Linked DNA regions of Mus musculus: region 1 is linked to region 2. Evidence: chromatin loops called from intact Hi-C (ENCODE). Cell type or tissue: heart. All regions are shown on one strand.

The links. Peaks named below come from ENCODE experiments on the same cell type or tissue, not always from the same donor. Only the 100,000 strongest peaks of a DNase experiment are listed, where the experiment ranks them.
Region 1: a loop joins it to region 2, with 2.9 times the contacts of the local background. A loop is called at or near these places in 3 of 42 quality-filtered maps.

The regions. Positions count from the first base shown.
Region 1 is chr4:44,025,661-44,033,660 of GRCm38, forward strand. Clta (clathrin, light polypeptide (Lca)) reads left to right here. Exons shown (of 6, transcript NM_001080384.3): 6 at 6,741-7,186. The coding sequence ends at 6,912. Among named protein-coding and RNA genes, the nearest start is that of Clta, 25 kb to the left of the region's middle. In heart, a CTCF peak has its summit at 4,352; DNase peaks (open chromatin) are centred at 4,221 and 6,061; H3K27ac peaks cover 2,774 bases.
Region 2 is chr4:43,922,953-43,930,952 of GRCm38, forward strand. It overlaps Reck (reversion-inducing-cysteine-rich protein with kazal motifs), which reads left to right. Exons shown (of 21, transcript NM_016678.2): 11 at 1-72; 12 at 2,109-2,245; 13 at 4,194-4,334; 14 at 5,325-5,513; 15 at 7,241-7,363; 16 at 7,937-8,000. Among named protein-coding and RNA genes, the nearest start is that of Glipr2, 31 kb to the right of the region's middle. In heart, CTCF peaks have their summits at 3,041 (motif pointing right) and 5,063 (motif pointing right); a DNase peak (open chromatin) is centred at 3,049.

The sequences.
Region 1 (8,000 bases), 100 kb after region 2:
AACTGCTAGAAACAGAGGCTACAAGTCTCCTGGGTCTTGTGAGCAAAATTCAACTTGGATTGAGTTTGGCTCTTAAACTGGGCCTGGTTTCATCAACTGTAATGGCAAGATCTGGGAAAGGTAGGCCCTGGAGCCCTGAGATGAAAGGTCAGCTGCAGAGTCTCGTTACTTTGGAGAGAATTACAGACTAAGTATACAGATCCCCTAAATGTAGCCTTGCCCTCCTAAAGAGGCTTTCTGAAGTCCGTCCTTAGCACGGACGTGCTCTGTAATTAGGTCGTTCAGGATGTCCCAGCATGGACTGCAGGATTGAGGCTTCACCGACGACTGCCTGTGCTTAGGAAGCTCTGGGCTCATGAACATGCTTTTAAAAGAGGGGCTGGAGAGATGGCTCAGCGGTTAAGAGCACTGACTGCTCTTCCTGAGGTCTTGGGTTCAATTCCCAGCAACCACATGATGGCTCATAACCTTCTGTGATGCAATCCAATGCCCTCTTCTGGTGTGTCTGAAGGTAGCTGCAGTGTGCTCTTACACACACACACACACACACACACACACACACACATTACACTTACTGAAAGTTAATACTGTGGGGAGAGAAAACACTCCGTCCCCTATCATTACCAAACAGTAGCTGTGGTATGCACTCATTTCGTAGGGGCCCTTACTTCTTGGAGGTAGCCTAGGGAGATGCTCAGAGTATAGCTCCCTGCCACAGGCAGATTAACTTTCTGCTGGATTCAGAGCCACCCACCTTTTACCAAGTAGGAGGCATGCCACTCATTTCATTGTTTTTTTAAAAAAAAAAAAAAAAAAAAGGACAAAAACAGATCCCAAGGCAGACTGGGCCTTAGGTTATTCGCTGTGGGCTGGGTCTGGCATTTCGGGGGCAGCTCTTAGAAGGAAATCTTTCAGAAAATATAGCCAGCTGATGCCATTGTGAAGCAACTATGACAGAATAAGTGGGCTCTTATTAAGACAGTCCTTTAAAACTCCCCGTGTTTCTTGATCATCTTTGACATTGTCCTTTGATGCCAAGCCTAGGCCTCTCAACCTGGACATGTCTCTGAGGGGTGTACTCTAAGACAGTGCCTTTCAGGTTCCATTTGAGTAAGGTGGGAAGGACTTTGGTCAGGGTCAGTTGCCATCCGGCCGCCCAGAGCCTCTGTGCTGATGTGAAGTGTGAAATGTCAGGCTCCTCTGCTCTTGCCACCTCAAGACGATTCCCCTCCAGGATCAGGTGTGGCTCTGCAGTAAAGAACGATGTTGCAGTGGGGAGTACACCCCAGCAAAAGTGCCTCAGCACCGCTCCACTCTGGAGGCCCTGGGGCAAGTCCACTAACATCGAGTCCCATGGCTTCAGCAACTTGACAAATAGACCTTCAAGCTTAATAATGAAGACATTGGGAACAGGCTTTCTATTGCACAAGTTTGTGCTTATTCCCTTTATTTAAAGGAATACCCCACGTCTATTAGAGGAACTTAACCTTAGAGGGTGAGGTTCTGAGCATGTAGTCAGATTGCAGTACTTTAGTTTACTCGGAATTGTAGAATGTTGAGTTGCCTGATCCTCCCTAGTTTCTGATTTTTTTTGGGGGGGGGGTTGAGACAGGGTTACTCTGTATAGTCCTGGAACTCACTCTGTAGACCAGGCTGGCCTGCCTCTGCCTCCCAGGTGCTGGGGTTAAAGGTGTGCGCCACAACTGCCCGACCTCCCTAGTTTCACAGAGAAGAGATTTCTTATGGAGTGTTAACACGTCGATGTCGGAAACCAGCTGAGTCTGCCTTATAAAAGCTGCTCACAGCTCAGGTCTGAGTGCATAAGGTTAGGGTATGCTAACCACCATCCCCACATCCTAGGACAGAAGATACGTTTTCTACTCTTTAATCCTGTAGATTTTGTTTTTTGTTTTTGTTGTTTTATTTTGATACAGTCTTTTCTGTGTAATCCTGGTGGCTGGCATCAAACTCAGAGAGATCCTCCTGCCTCTGCCTCCCAAGTGCTGGAATTAAAGGCCTGTACTACCACTGCCTGTCTTCGAGTGATTTCTTTAGAGGATGGTGGTTAGGAGAATTTATAAATCATTTGAGGTGCTAGGAATGAAGTTCTGTGATGCAGGACTTTGTGTTAAATCCTCAAAATGACATAGGGAAGGAGGGGTATCAGCCAAGCCATTGGTGGTACCACACTACTATAATTGGATACTCTGAAGGCTGAGACAGAAAGGAGGCTAACCTGGAACATAGAGACCTATTCTGAAATAAAACAAAACCCTTCACCACTTGGGAGCACATCCAGGCCAGGTCTTCCTGAGTGAGGTGAGGAGGAGTCAGCAGAAGGGTGGGGGCAACGCGGTGGTGGTGTTTGGTTCCTATGTAGCCGGTACTGTGTTGTCTATGCCAAACCTTATCTTTTACCCCAAGTTAGGGCCTACCTGTTGTTGCACCAGAGAGTGAATCATTCAGTTGTGGCCTATGAGAAAGAATTCCCTTTTCAGAGACTCAGAACAGTGGAAGTCTCCTGCAGTTCATGCTTGGGGGACAACTCTGCAGCATCTCCCTTCCCAAGCAAGAAGAGAAACATTCCCCTTGTTAGAGGTCTCTTGTGTTAGGACTTTCAGCTCTAACCAAAACCACTTGAGGAATTAAATCCACTATTCTTAGCAGTGGTAGACTTCTTTTTCCATGCCCACTGTAGAGCTATTTATAGAATGGAGTTCTGAATTGTTATTTTAGGCCTTTGGTCAGGCATTCCTCTCCCCGTTTCAGGCTTCCCTAAGCCCTGACAGGTGCTGATTCCAGGTCGGCCTTACCCTGGGAGGAGAGCAGACAGGTGGGGCGCCTGTGCGCTAGTGTCTCTAATTTTGTCTGTCAGAGGCCCTGCTTGTCTTAGAGACAAGCTCTTTATTCTTGGGGCTAGTAGTGAAGAGGCAGGGCCTCACCAAGGCCTTTGTTGTGAGTGATGCCCTGAGGGGAGGCTGCAGACCTTTCTTCTCCCCCAGTGAGAGCAAAGCAGCATAAATGGATTAGGCTAAGCCTTCTGTAAACTAAAGGGATTAGGGTGTAGAGCTGCCTGCCCTTCTGTGCCTCCCACTCGCCTGACTGACTCACCCGCAGCTTGTTTCCCTGAGTTACAACCAGGCTGCTCCTTTTGCTTTCTTTCCGTTTCCACAGATATCCTCTGTGTAGAGAATTAGGAAAGAATGAAGGGTATGTGTGTATTTTAAAAGTAAACTAAAACCGCCGGAGGTCTAGGTCAGTTAGTCGTGATTGCATGGCCTGTGTGAGGCCCTGGGCTTGGTCCGCAGCACTGCCTGAAGGGGATCCTCGCCATCCCCGCATTCCTAAGATTGGGAACGAGAGTAGGAGACCTAGAACATCAAGGGCATCCTCGGTTACCTGTCAAGTTTAAGGCTAGCCTGGGCTACATGAGGCCCCGTATCAAAATGAAATAAATAGAAACTGGAATATATGTTACTAGAATTTGCTTTCAGATAAATGTGTGTGTAAACTGATGAGTGACCTGATTGTCCTTTAAATGGCCTTCCAGCCAATGTCTGCCGCCTCAATTTTGGGAGGCCAGGACTACAAAGTGAGATCCTATCTCACAAAACAAAATTTTCCTGTTTGTTTGTTTGTTTGTTTAAATCCTAAAACAATATAGCAAAGAACAAGCTGAGGTTTGGCAGGGTCATTCCCAGTGTGCCTGTGCCCTGGTTAGTTGGGTCCTGCACATTCCCACCCCACCTGCCTCCCGCCCTCGAGTATATAAGGACTTGGTGAGGTCAGGATTTTAAGCTACACTTTGTCAAAAGCCCAGACTGGCATGTGTTTAGAAACTGCCCTGGCTTCCTGAGCAGACACGGAACCCTGGGGCCCAAACTAGCTTCCATTTCCCCAGAGCACTTACCCCAGCCTCTTCTACGTCTAAGGCGCACTGTGCAACAGCCACAGGTTTTTTGTTCCACCAAGCAAGTGTGGGAAAGCAATGGTTGGGTCCAAGATTTGGGATTAAATCTTTGGGGCTGTGCCCATCTGTTGGCTGGCAGTGGTCATACCCAGTGATAATTCCTGAGGCTGACAGAAAGTCAGCATGGCACCCTGAGCTGGCAAACGTTAGTGTGTAGTGAGGAAAACACGTGCACTGCGATCCACACTGCCACCGGCTGACCAAGTCTTCATCGCTGAGCCTCAGTCACCTTGCCTGGGAGGAAGGCGAGGACACCGTCAGCAACGGTGCTGACTAACGGTTGCCGTGTGTGGAATGGCATGTAGCCCATAACAGAGTGCTTACTAAAGGCTGTCGCCGGTGAAGCCCAAAGCTGACGCTGCAGTGCTCTCCTGTGGCGGGCACCAGGAAGGCCAGTTTCCAAGATGCCCCTCTCTGTGCACTGGAGTGCCCACCGCTGGAAGGCCCTGGGTCAGACGGAGCCCGGGGAGCAGTTCCCTGGGGACTGTCAGGTGCAATACTGTGGGGTTTAGATGTTTTCTGCTTCTCAATGTTCTCTCTTTTTTCCTGCCTGCTTGCCTGCCTTTGGACTTCTTGCTGTCTAGGGTGGCAGACGAAGCTTTCTACAAACAACCCTTCGCTGACCTGATTGGTTATGTGTATGTTGCAAAACTAATTCCTTTTCTTGTTTTGATTCTTTCTGTTTAGAGTTAATGCTCCTTTTTGTCACAAGTTGCTTTGCTTTTTAAATCTTTCACATTGGCTCTGTGGGGCTGCTTGAGAGTTGATAAGCTAGATATGACTGTTGCTAATCTTGCACAACTGTCACTCCCTGCTCTCCCTGTGGCCATTTGCATACTGGAGGTCCTGGAGGGAAGCAAGCTTCAATGGTCTCTCTGGGAAGGGTTTTTTTGGGCTTAGTTGGGTCTGACCACTTGCTGGTGCTGCCAGCTTCCAGGCCCTGCTGCCTGCCTGTCTGCCCCTGCGGAGCCTGCGGTGACCTAAGATGTTGGGGCCATGGTCTGCAGCACAATATTACCAGAGTCAGAGCCGGGGAGCAGGAGGTGGAGGCTCTGCCTTGCCAATTCCTGATCCTTAAAGAACATGAAGTGTCATTCAGTCAGGCAGTGTGGGTATCTGACACTGTTTCCCTGGTCTTAGATAGCAGAAATTGCTATTTTAGTGGCTAGCTTCTGGTGCCCTGCCCTCTTCCCCAGCACAGAGCCTCCCTAGTTGTGAAGTCAAGATACTCAAAACTGTCCAGTAAACTGCCGCAGTTTTCTCCCCCAGAAAACTACCTTTTCTAGCAAAGCTTTTTTGTTTTTAATAAAGATCCTTGTTAGTGACCTTAGTATTGCTGAGGACTTGGAAATAGTCCTGCTTCCTTTTTATGACAGAACTAGGAAGGAAAAAGAACAACTACTTGGGGAAGGTGGTAGACAGAGTCTCTTGGGGCCCATGACCCTGGGATGGCCACCTCATTAGACGGCAGAACTGGGTTTCCTGGGCCCCGGGTGAGTTTGCAGTGAAACTTGTGAAATGCTGGACTTACAGGTGGTGTTGGCTTTGACTTTTACACATTCTCTGGAGTAGAGAAATGGAGACTGGAAAAGTTGAGTCTGGGTTTGCTGGACAGCAGGGTGGCCCGCCAAAGGCAGCTGCACGCTCCCAGGCCAAGAAAGACCGGCAAGGGCATGTCTAGCTTACTGACCATCTGCATTGAGCCATTCTCATTTTCTATATCTGACCTAAAGTTTCTCCTTGTTTCTTTTCTTCTCTTCACCTTTAAGCACAAACATAAACCATCCTTGCTACAGCCTAGAACAGTTAAGTAAACCTTTCTCACTGCCCCTAACTGTGTGTGCCATGAAGTCGCAGTGTTGTAGTGGCTCTGGGCTTCAGCAGTGTTTGCCACGGCCATCCCTGTGATAGTGCCACCCTCTGTCCCCACAGACCGGTCATCTCCATTGCTTTTGCTTTGCCCGTGATGCTTGTTGGAGTAGCTGAAGTCCATCGTGTCTTTCCCACTTCTCCCACGTGCCTTTGGGCTGTTGCTCCAGCCAGTTAGTTCCCACAGGGCAGGCTGATCCCCATGTGAAAGAGTGTTGGAGTGGCATCCTGCCAAAAAGCAGCTCACATTAGCTCTCCTGCCAGGATCTTCCCTGAGTGGCACCAGATACCTGACTGGAGAGAAAATGGCAGACTGTTGGCTGAGCTGGTGAATGTCCTAACAACCCCTTCCAGAATGGCTTCAGTGTGGTGCCTGCTAGCATGGGTGCTTGGTCTTGAATACCTTCTGCTCTGCCCTGTTTCTCTCCAGCCTTAGGAGTGAGTTTGAGGCTATGATGCAGTGACCCGAGGGCTTTTTAGAAGTCTTAATTCCCTTGAACCTCAGTATGGCCCAGCACAAGCTACTCTGCAAGCCCTTGATCAGCCTGCTGCTTAGTTCTTGTTCAGAAAAGCAGTTTGTAGTTGGCCAAGGAGTTGATTTTTCATGCTCTGATGAGCAAAGCCAGCCATAGAGACAGACCAAGCCCTGAACCAAACCTGTACTCCGCCATTTCACAGAGCAGCCTGGGTACCTGTATCTAGGAGAGCTGGGCACATCTGCCCTTGCTTGTGGCCTGAGCTAGGGGCCAATACTCTCTGGAAAACCAGAATGCCACTAAGTCAAAAGTCACTTACTTTGTAGCAAGTTATAGCAAGACAGCCACCAGATTGCTCAAAGGGTTTTTTTGTTTGTTTTTTTTTTTTTTTACATTAAACCAACATATTGTGTTATTGCTTCCAGGGCAGCAGAAGAAGCCTTTGTAAACGACATTGACGAGTCATCCCCAGGCACTGAGTGGGAGCGGGTGGCCCGCCTGTGTGACTTTAACCCCAAGTCCAGCAAACAGGCCAAAGATGTCTCTCGCATGCGCTCAGTCCTCATCTCCCTGAAGCAGGCCCCCCTGGTGCACTGAAGAGCCACCCTGTGGAAACACTACGTCTACAATATCTTAATCCTACTCAGTGAAGCTGTTCACGTAATTGGATTAATTATGTTGAGTTCTTTTGGACCAAACCTTTTGTCTTTAGAGTTGATCATTGTTTGTGATTGCATGTTTCCTTCAACTGTGTTCTCCCTGGCATTCAGAGACGAGAGAGGAAGAGGAAGGGAGAGGAGCTCCCGACAGTAGCCTCAACCTGTGCTTTTGTGCATTATTCTGAGAATAAATTTCTGTTTCAAACAATGTATACATGAAGCATCTTTAATTGATCTGAAAATGGTCTTGCAGCTTGGGGGACAGGTTTAAAGGGGTGAGTGATTCTCATTGATTTCTGGGGCTGAGAAGACACAGCCACTGAGTGTCCACCGTTCTAAACTATAGTAACTCCATATGTCTGGTGTTTGGGGGTTGAGATACTAGAGAGTGAGTCTAGGGTCTTGGGTGCCATGCATGGAACCTGCTATTAGCCTATCAGCCACTCTCTTTACCTTCTGAAATAGGGGTCAAATTTAAGAACCAGGTTAAAGGCCTCTCCATAAGGCCTTACTCCTCCCCACGAACCTCCGTGGCCCCAGAACATGGCCCTTGGTTTTGGTACTGGCTACATGCCGTTTCTGGGGTTTGCTTGGATATGTGACAGTTTTAAATTTTGATATTATCCAGATGAAATAAACTAGAGGACAAAGTGATGGCTGTGAGTTCCAAGGCTAGATCATAAAGGGCAGCACAGCTGGCATGTTACATCACTACCTGTAACCCCGCTGGCGTGTTTCAGCTCTGCCTGTAACCCCGCTGGCGTGTTACATCTCTGCCTGTAACCCCGAGCCACTTTTCAAGAAGCTCTTCTGCTCTGAAGCCACCGTGTATCAAGGAAACGCAAGCTCGCCCAGAGACCGCCTGAGAGACCTTCGTGTCAGCTCTAGGAAGTGCGCAATGCTAGGAGTAAAGGCTCTCCCACTTGTGACTCAGACGTCATGGATAGGGTTGCTGATGTTTAGAATCCTTCGTGTCTTTTGTTGTGCAGCATTGACAATTCTTGCTTAGCCACATGTAGCTTCATG
Region 2 (8,000 bases):
GTGGAAGGCCGTGGCCTGCTCCCTGCAGATCAAGCCGTGCCATAGCAAATCCCGAGGCAGTATTATCTGCAAGTAAGTCATTCCTGCCTCGGGGAGGCCTGTGGGCTCAGACCTCCCCTCATCGCTAGCCCAGCCTCTCTTTAGAACCTCTGCCCTTTGCCTGAGCCCCCCCCCCACACACACACACACAGTGCTTTCACACTTTCTCCTTCTCTGCTTGAAGGATGCTCCCCATCTTCTTGCCTGAAGCCTGCCCTTCTTCGCTCTTGTCAGATACCAGACATTCTCATGGAGTCTTCCCACATTCCTGTGGCTGATACTAATTTATCCTTAGTGCAAATTCCCATCAAACTTCATGTGTACTTTATTATGGAATCTAGTTCAAGAAGCAGTTTCTAAATACCTTCAGTGCACAACTATGGTTTTATACTTTAAAACTGTTTATTACATCTATCTGTCTGTCTGTCTATCTATTTATCTATCTGTCTATCTATCTATCATTTATTAAGTGTTTATTGGTCCAACTGTGTAAAAATGTGTCCATGTGTACACATGTGGACATCAAAGGACAACTTGGGCCGTAGTGTGAGTGTGGGTGTGGGTGTGAGTGTGGGTGTGAGTGTGGGTGTGTGTGTTCAGTGCATCCCAGATTGAATTCAGGTTATCAGCCTTCACAGCAGGCACCTTTTCCAACAAGCCATCTTGCGGCCCTCTTCTCATACATTTAGGAAGGGAGGCTGTGGGTGAAGGTGTGCCACCTCTGACTGTGTGGTGGTTTTCAGGGATCGGGCTTAAGCTGTTCTTCAGGCTTGGTGGGCGGCATGTCAGCTCACTGTACCATCTCTAGCCCATCTGTGGCTGTAGTTGTGTTCCCGACTGGCACTCCACTTGACTTAGGGATTCTTTCTGTGCCGTCGCCTTCTCCTCCTTGCTTGTCCTCTCAGCTGCCACTCTGTCTTTATTATCATCACCCAGTGGGAGTCAGTGGCCAGTCTTCGGGTCCTGCTCTTAGGAAACAGTGCTGAATGGTTTACTTAGGAGATGTCAGACAAGTACCTGGTGGGAGAAGCAGACCCTCACTGCACAGCCCTCTGCTGCTCTCCAGGCGTCTGCTTTTCCAAGACCAAGTCCACACCAAGCCCTAAACCCTTGGTGTGCGGCTCAGTGCTGCTCAGTTCAGATTAATTACCGTCCAGATCATTTTTTAACTTTTCTTATTTGGTTTAATTTTGATTTTGGAGTCTTCCTGCCTTACTCTATCTATAGTCAGGCTGGCCTTGACCTCATAGCAATCCTCCTGCCTCAGCCTCCTGAGCAGAGATGACAGGTATGAGCTGTCATGCCTGGCTTTTAATGAGTTTTCTGACATGACTCAAGAATGAGCTGAATAAGGGAGAGGTTGAGGTCTAACTATGTGATAATAAGTCAGAGGTCACACATGGGAAGGATGTGCTCATGAAGGTTTCCTTCAGCTAAGGAGCCAAGCCTTCCTCAAAACTAAGAAAAACTAGGAAAGACGTGTGTGTCTTATGTCTACATGTATGCATGCACCACATGCTTGCCTGGTACCCACGGAGGTCAGAAGACCCCTAGAACTGGGGTTACAGATGGTTTTCAGCCACCATGTAGATACTAAAAACTAAACCCATGTCCTCTGCAAGAGCATCAAGTGCTTTTAACTATGTGCCCAGCTTTCCAGCCCTAAACTAAAAAAAAAAAAAAAATGTTGGAAACTCTCTGGTTATTATAAGCCAAACACCACAGTGATAACTAAAAGATCTTAAGATGAGAAAGGGAGGAAAGGAAGGAGAGCAGAGGCAACCGCCTCGGGCCTTGAAAATGGCTTACAGTTTGCAAAGCAGACTGGCCAGCTCAAGTTCCTTTTAAAGGGGGTAGACGCGACACCATGCTTGGAGCAATAAATGTAAGTCTCAGATTACAGGAAGTTAGGCTTTGTAGCTGGAAGTTTACTGTGTAGCTGGAAGTCCCTGTGACTGCTGGGAAAGCTCAGCAGGTAATGGACGCTTCTGAGAGGTTTAAGAAACACAGCTTTGACCAGACAACGTGAGACAGAACCATGAATACAAAATGTTCTTTTTTCTTTCAAGATCAGATTGTGTAGAGATTCTCAAGAAATGTGGAGACCAGAATAAATTCCCTGAAGAACACACAGCTGAAAGTATCTGTGAGTTTCTGTCCCCTGCAGATGACCTGGAGAGCTGTATCCCTCTGGACACGTACCTCAGTAAGGACTGCGTGGGTTTGAGTTTAGAGCTCAAGGGCTTCTCTCATGGTCTCTGCTCTTGTTCTTTGCCTAGGATGAGGAACTATTGTTTGAAGATACCATCTGCATTCGTTATGTTTCTGTTGCTGTGGCAAGAAACACCCAACAAAAGTGTTTAAAGGGAGGAAGGGTTTACTTGGCTCACAGTTCAAGGGTACAGGGGCAACCATGGCAACAGGACTGGGAAGCAGGATCATCAGGCGTTCGGAGGCAGAGGCTGTGCTCAGCTCCCTTCTTCAGTCCAGGCCCCTAACTAATGGAACGGTGCCATCCAATAGGGTAGGGCTAATCTCTCCCCTGAGGGTCCAGAATTTTGTCCCCTAAGTGACTAGACCCTGTCAAGTTGTCATTGCTATCTTAAAATGAGTAAGCAGAAGCTGTAGTTTATCTTTCGGAGGAAAGATGAACTATTTGCCAGTCAGGAACTGTAAAGATGGAAGCGGAAGACAATGTCATCAGAAGTCATGATGTGACCAGAACGTGGAATTCCCCCTAGGAAACTGTCAGCTCTTGTCATCCATATATCAGAACATGAGCAGGCCTGGATTACACTTACCAAATAGAGAAGGGAAGAAAGAGCTCTCCCCTGGGCTCGCACAGGGAAGTGGAACTTGTCTTACTACTTGAGTTTCTTCCTGACAGACACTTCTGCCAAGAGCTACAGCAGTAGGTTGGTACCTCCTTGAGGGAGGAATTGCACAAAGAGCTCCTTAGCAGTGAGACCAGTGAGGCCATGCCCTTAAGTGTTTGGGCCGCCACCAGGGGGCGCCAGTGCCATAAACTATCTGGCCAACAGAAAAGCCTACTTGCTGCTTTTCCAGTTAGGATTAAGCCCAACTGCCAATAACAGAGCAGTTAGAAGCACAGGAAGACTCAGAGCAAGTAGGCCAGGATGTTTATGGTGGTGCAGCATCAGGAATGCAGGCTTCTCAGCCTTCCTGCACTCACTCTGTTCCCTGCACTTCGCTGGCCTGCCAAGGATGCTGGCACTTTATCCAACTCACTCTAGTTGGCAAAAGGGAGGTGAAGAACCTTCTATTATAATCTCAGGGGATGCTTATAAGTGTATGGAAAACTTGGAAGGGTTGTCTTTTTAGCTTTGGGTTTATGACCACCTTGAATAAAAACAGGATCTACTAAACAAATAGAGAAGAAAGGGTGGTGAGTGTATAACAGGCAGTATCTGTTGGGCTCTCAGGATAGAGACTATGGAACATGCCCTAGCTTTTGCCCCTGTGACCTTGGGAAGATCCCCTCCCAAGTTCTAGGTAAGACTGCCCAGAGTGATGGGGCTGAGCGAGAAGGCTCCCGCAGCCTCTGTCTCTGCTAATTCACAATGCTAGCAGCCTACAGCAGTGTGTGTTGGAGAAAATGATTTCAGCAGGAAGGAAACGAGACAACACTCCAGCATGAACAGCAGCACTCTCCTTAAATACCACATGTGCTTGCAATGCTGCTCTCCCTTGGCAGGATGTTGGAAGGTAGATATGACTGTGTTGTGGGTCTCCATAACAGATGGCCATTTATTATTCAACACATAAACATGTATTTGATCACCATAGCCCAGGCAAGTCCCATCTCTGAACTGCTGGCCACTGAAGTTATCTGAGTTGATCTTATTCTCTTCCAGATAGGAACTCCATGTTAGCTTGTCTGTTTTGTTCATTAGTGTATCTAGTACCCAGGTCCTGCCAACTGTATTGTAGGTCCCCATTAGTAAGTGAATGGTTGGGTACATTGTGATAAGCTGACAAATGAAGAAATCCAAATGTTTAGTTAGGGCTGGTTAGACTCAGGCCTTACTTTCTGCCTGTGAGCTCTCCATCTCTTCCAGTCATGATGATCCGGGTAACTTAAAGATGCGCTACTCTTTTAGATTGATTACACTGATCAGTTTTGGGCTTTTCAGGGCCAAGTGCTTTAGGAAACATCATAGAAGAAGTGACTCACCCCTGTAACCCAAACCCCTGCCCAGCCAACGAGCTCTGTGAAGTGAACCGGAAGGGGTGTCCGTCTGCAGATCCCTGCCTTCCATACTCCTGTGTTCAAGGTAAGAGATGGCACTGTGAGTGCCGTATGCACATGGGGCATGTGCTGGCACTTCCTTAGAGGAGGGGTCTTTACCCGGGCTACAAGGACATTTTCTGTGCTATCTTTTTATGTAATGTTTAAGGGTTTTCCACACACACAAAAAAAGTATATTTATGCAAACAAAGACACATATGTTGAGATTTAATCTCTTGCTAGGTATTGTAATGCTCAATACTGGCTCCCAGGGTCTGGTGGCCCCCAGGGATGAGGAAGTCCTCATGTACACCAAGTGATGCTGTGTAACCTTGCTCCTTAGTTTAAAACTACTGGTTGAATAAAGATGCTGACAGCCTATATCTGGAAGAACAGTCATTGCTCTTAACCACTGAACCATCTCTCCAGCCTCTGATTGTTTATTTTTTGATAAGGTCTCACTACATAGTAGCCCAAGCCATCTTCCTGCCTCAGCTTTCCAGTTCTGGAAGTACAGGTGTATATTTCTGTACTTGGCCAAAGCTATGTATCGTCATAGTAGTTTTGTACTAAATTATTTGGGGTATGTGTCCTTAATCACGCGTAAGACATGGAATTTTCATTTGAGAGGTTATACCTTTTGGCCAGTGAGCAAAATCAATTTCTTATATTGGTAAAAGTTCTATAACATAACCTTTTTTAAAAACATGTATTTTAGTGTTTTACCTGCAACTATATATGCATACCATGTGAGTGTAGTGCCCACAGAGGCCACAAGAGGGTGTCAGGTCTACTGGAGCAATAAAGGTTGTGAGCCACCACATTGTTGCTGAGTAATGAACCTGGGTCCTCTGGCAGAGCAGCCAGTGCTCCTAACTGCTGAGCCGTCTCTCCAACTCTGTAACATACTCTTACAATCTTTAACAGCTACACAGTCCTGGAAGACTTTATTAGCATGAAGTATGTCTAATGTGATTCATTGTCATAGGACGATATTATCAGTTCATCGTCCTGTTCTTGTCTGTATTCTGTACAGGCTGCAAATTGGGAGAAGCTTCTGACTTCATCGTCCGCCAGGGGACACTGATCCAGGTGCCGTCCTCTGCAGGGGAAGTTGGTTGCTACAAGATCTGTTCCTGTGGACAAAGTGGCCTCTTGGAAAACTGTATGGAAATGCACTGTATCGACCTCCAGAAGTCTTGTATTGTCGGAGGAAAAAGAAAAAGTGAGTCTCGAGGATACTAGTGTTTGGTCTTAGCACGCTGTGAACGTGGTTGTCTTCACTTTGCACAAAGAGTACTAGATGAGTTCTTGCTGAAGAGTACAATCTACACATCCTATATTCCAGGACAGTACTTTCTAATCTTTACAGAATGCTGAGGGGGGGGGGGGTTGGAAATGTTTTGTTTTAAGTCAGATCTTGTGATGGCCTGTAGCTCACTACATAGCCCAGGTTGACTTTGAATGTGCAATAATCCTCCTGCCTCTGTCTTCTGAGTGATAGGATTACAGTCAGGCACCACCACAACCAGGGAGTACTAGGACTTGTAAAGTGCCCTTTTGGAAGCCTCCCGAGAAGGGCCTGAGTGTTAATCTCCGTGAGCTCTGACTGTGTGCCAGGCACATTACCTCACATTATCTCTTAGTCATCTGAGTCCCTCCTTGTGTAGGTATTGTTATTATTACTACCTCTCTTAGTTAGGGTTTCACTGCTGTGAACAGACACCATGACCAAGGCAAGTCTTACAAGGACAACATTTAATTAGGGCTGGCTTATGAGTTCAGAGGGTCAGTCCATTATCATCAAGGTGGGAGCATGGCAGCATCCAGGCAGGCATGGTGCAGGAGGAGCTGAGAGTTCTACATCTTCATCTGCAGGCCTCTAGACTGACTTTCAGGCAACTAGGACAAGTATATTAAAGCCCATGCCCACAGTGGCACACCTACTCCAGCAAGGCCACACTCTCTAATAGTACCGTTCCCTGGGCTGAGCATATGCAAACCACCACAGTATCCCTATATCACAATTGATTCTCATAGAGTCACTGCGCCAGGCACTGGAGCTCAGGCCCATGACCCCAGAATGAGGAAGGCTGAGTGTCACCCTCCCTGGGGGACAGAGCGCGCCCCAGACCATATAGGATATATGAGATATATAGGGAGATTTGGATGGGGTGTGCCATCTATGATGATGAGTTTCTAAGAGTGGACTGCTGCATTTCAGACATGAGAGCTTTGTCATTTGAGGCCAGCCTGGTCTACGTAGCAAGCTCCAGGACAGCCAGTGCTACATAATGAGACTTTGTCTCAAAATAAATACCTTAGATTTAGGCCCCTAGTTTATGTATTTATAAGTTGTATTTTAAGAATTGATGCTGTAAAACTTTTTAGGGACTTGGGGGATGGCTCATGTGGCAAAGCATTTTGCAACAACCTAAACTTGAGTCCCCATAACCCATATGAAGATGCTGGGTATGGTGGTACACACTTGCAATCCCAGCCTTGGTGAGGCTTGCTTGCTGCACAAACCTGACCTGAGTGTGCTCCCAGACCCTACCATGGAAGTGAAAACCAGCTCTGAAAAGTTGTCCTCTGACCTGCACGTGCACACTGTGGTGCATATGTACCCACGCGTGTGCATGCACACACAAGAGTAATAGAGTTTTTAAATTTCAGACTTTTATATTTTCAAAATCAACTTTCAAACAATTAAATTTTAATTGATGTTGGTTTTGTGCTTGTGAGTGTGTGTGTAATGTGTGTGCGCGCCACAACACATCTATGGATATCAGAAACAACGTGGAGGACTTGATTAATTCCTCCTCTTCCAGGTAGGCCTTGGGGATTGGATTCAGGTGGGCAGAGTCTGCAAGCATCTACCCACTGAGCCATCTCACAGCCCTGTGGTCTGTGTCTCGGTATGTAATGTAACTGACGTTTTCTTTCTTTCAGGCCACGGAACATCCTTTACTATTGACTGCAATGTCTGTTCTTGTTTTGCGGGTAATTTAGTGTGTTCCACCCGCCTGTGCCTCAGTGAGCACAGTTCAGACGACGACCGCCGCACCTTCACAGGTAGCCGGGGCCTTGGGCCATCCTTCTCTGCACTTGTTCTCTCCCAGGCACTGCAGGCCCTGCCTGAACTGCAGATGCTCATAGTCCATCAGTGTCCCACCTGAGAGTACGGTGTCCATGGCGTTCTAGCTTTGTTTCTCATTATGTACGTTCTTAGGCAGCTCTCCTCATCCGCCGATTTGCACAGGCTCCCACAAACAAGGTTCAGGAAACCCCCAAGCTAGACTTGAGTGATCTGATTTCTAAGTTTGATTTGCTAGGTCAGAAGAAAACAGCTTTGTTGATCCTACCTACAACCCTCTTTCTGCCTGGGTCTGGAGACACCTATTAAATAGCAATGAAAAGAACAAAGGAATGCCGTGCTGCAGAAAGAGCTTTTCAGAGCTCTCTAGAACCAAAGGAGCTGAGATAGATCTGTGTCATGGGTTGTAGAAGAGGTTTGTCTTGGTTTTGTCTTTTTCCTGAGTTAATTAACATATGATTCTATCTTGATATGATTTGTCAGTGGTTTGTCTCTATCAGCACATAAGGAAGGAGTAGATGTGTTCATGTGAAGCCGTTTTCTCTCCTCAGGTCTGCCCTGTAACTGCGCAGATCAGTTTGTCCCAGTGTGTGCACAGAATGGACGCACTTACCC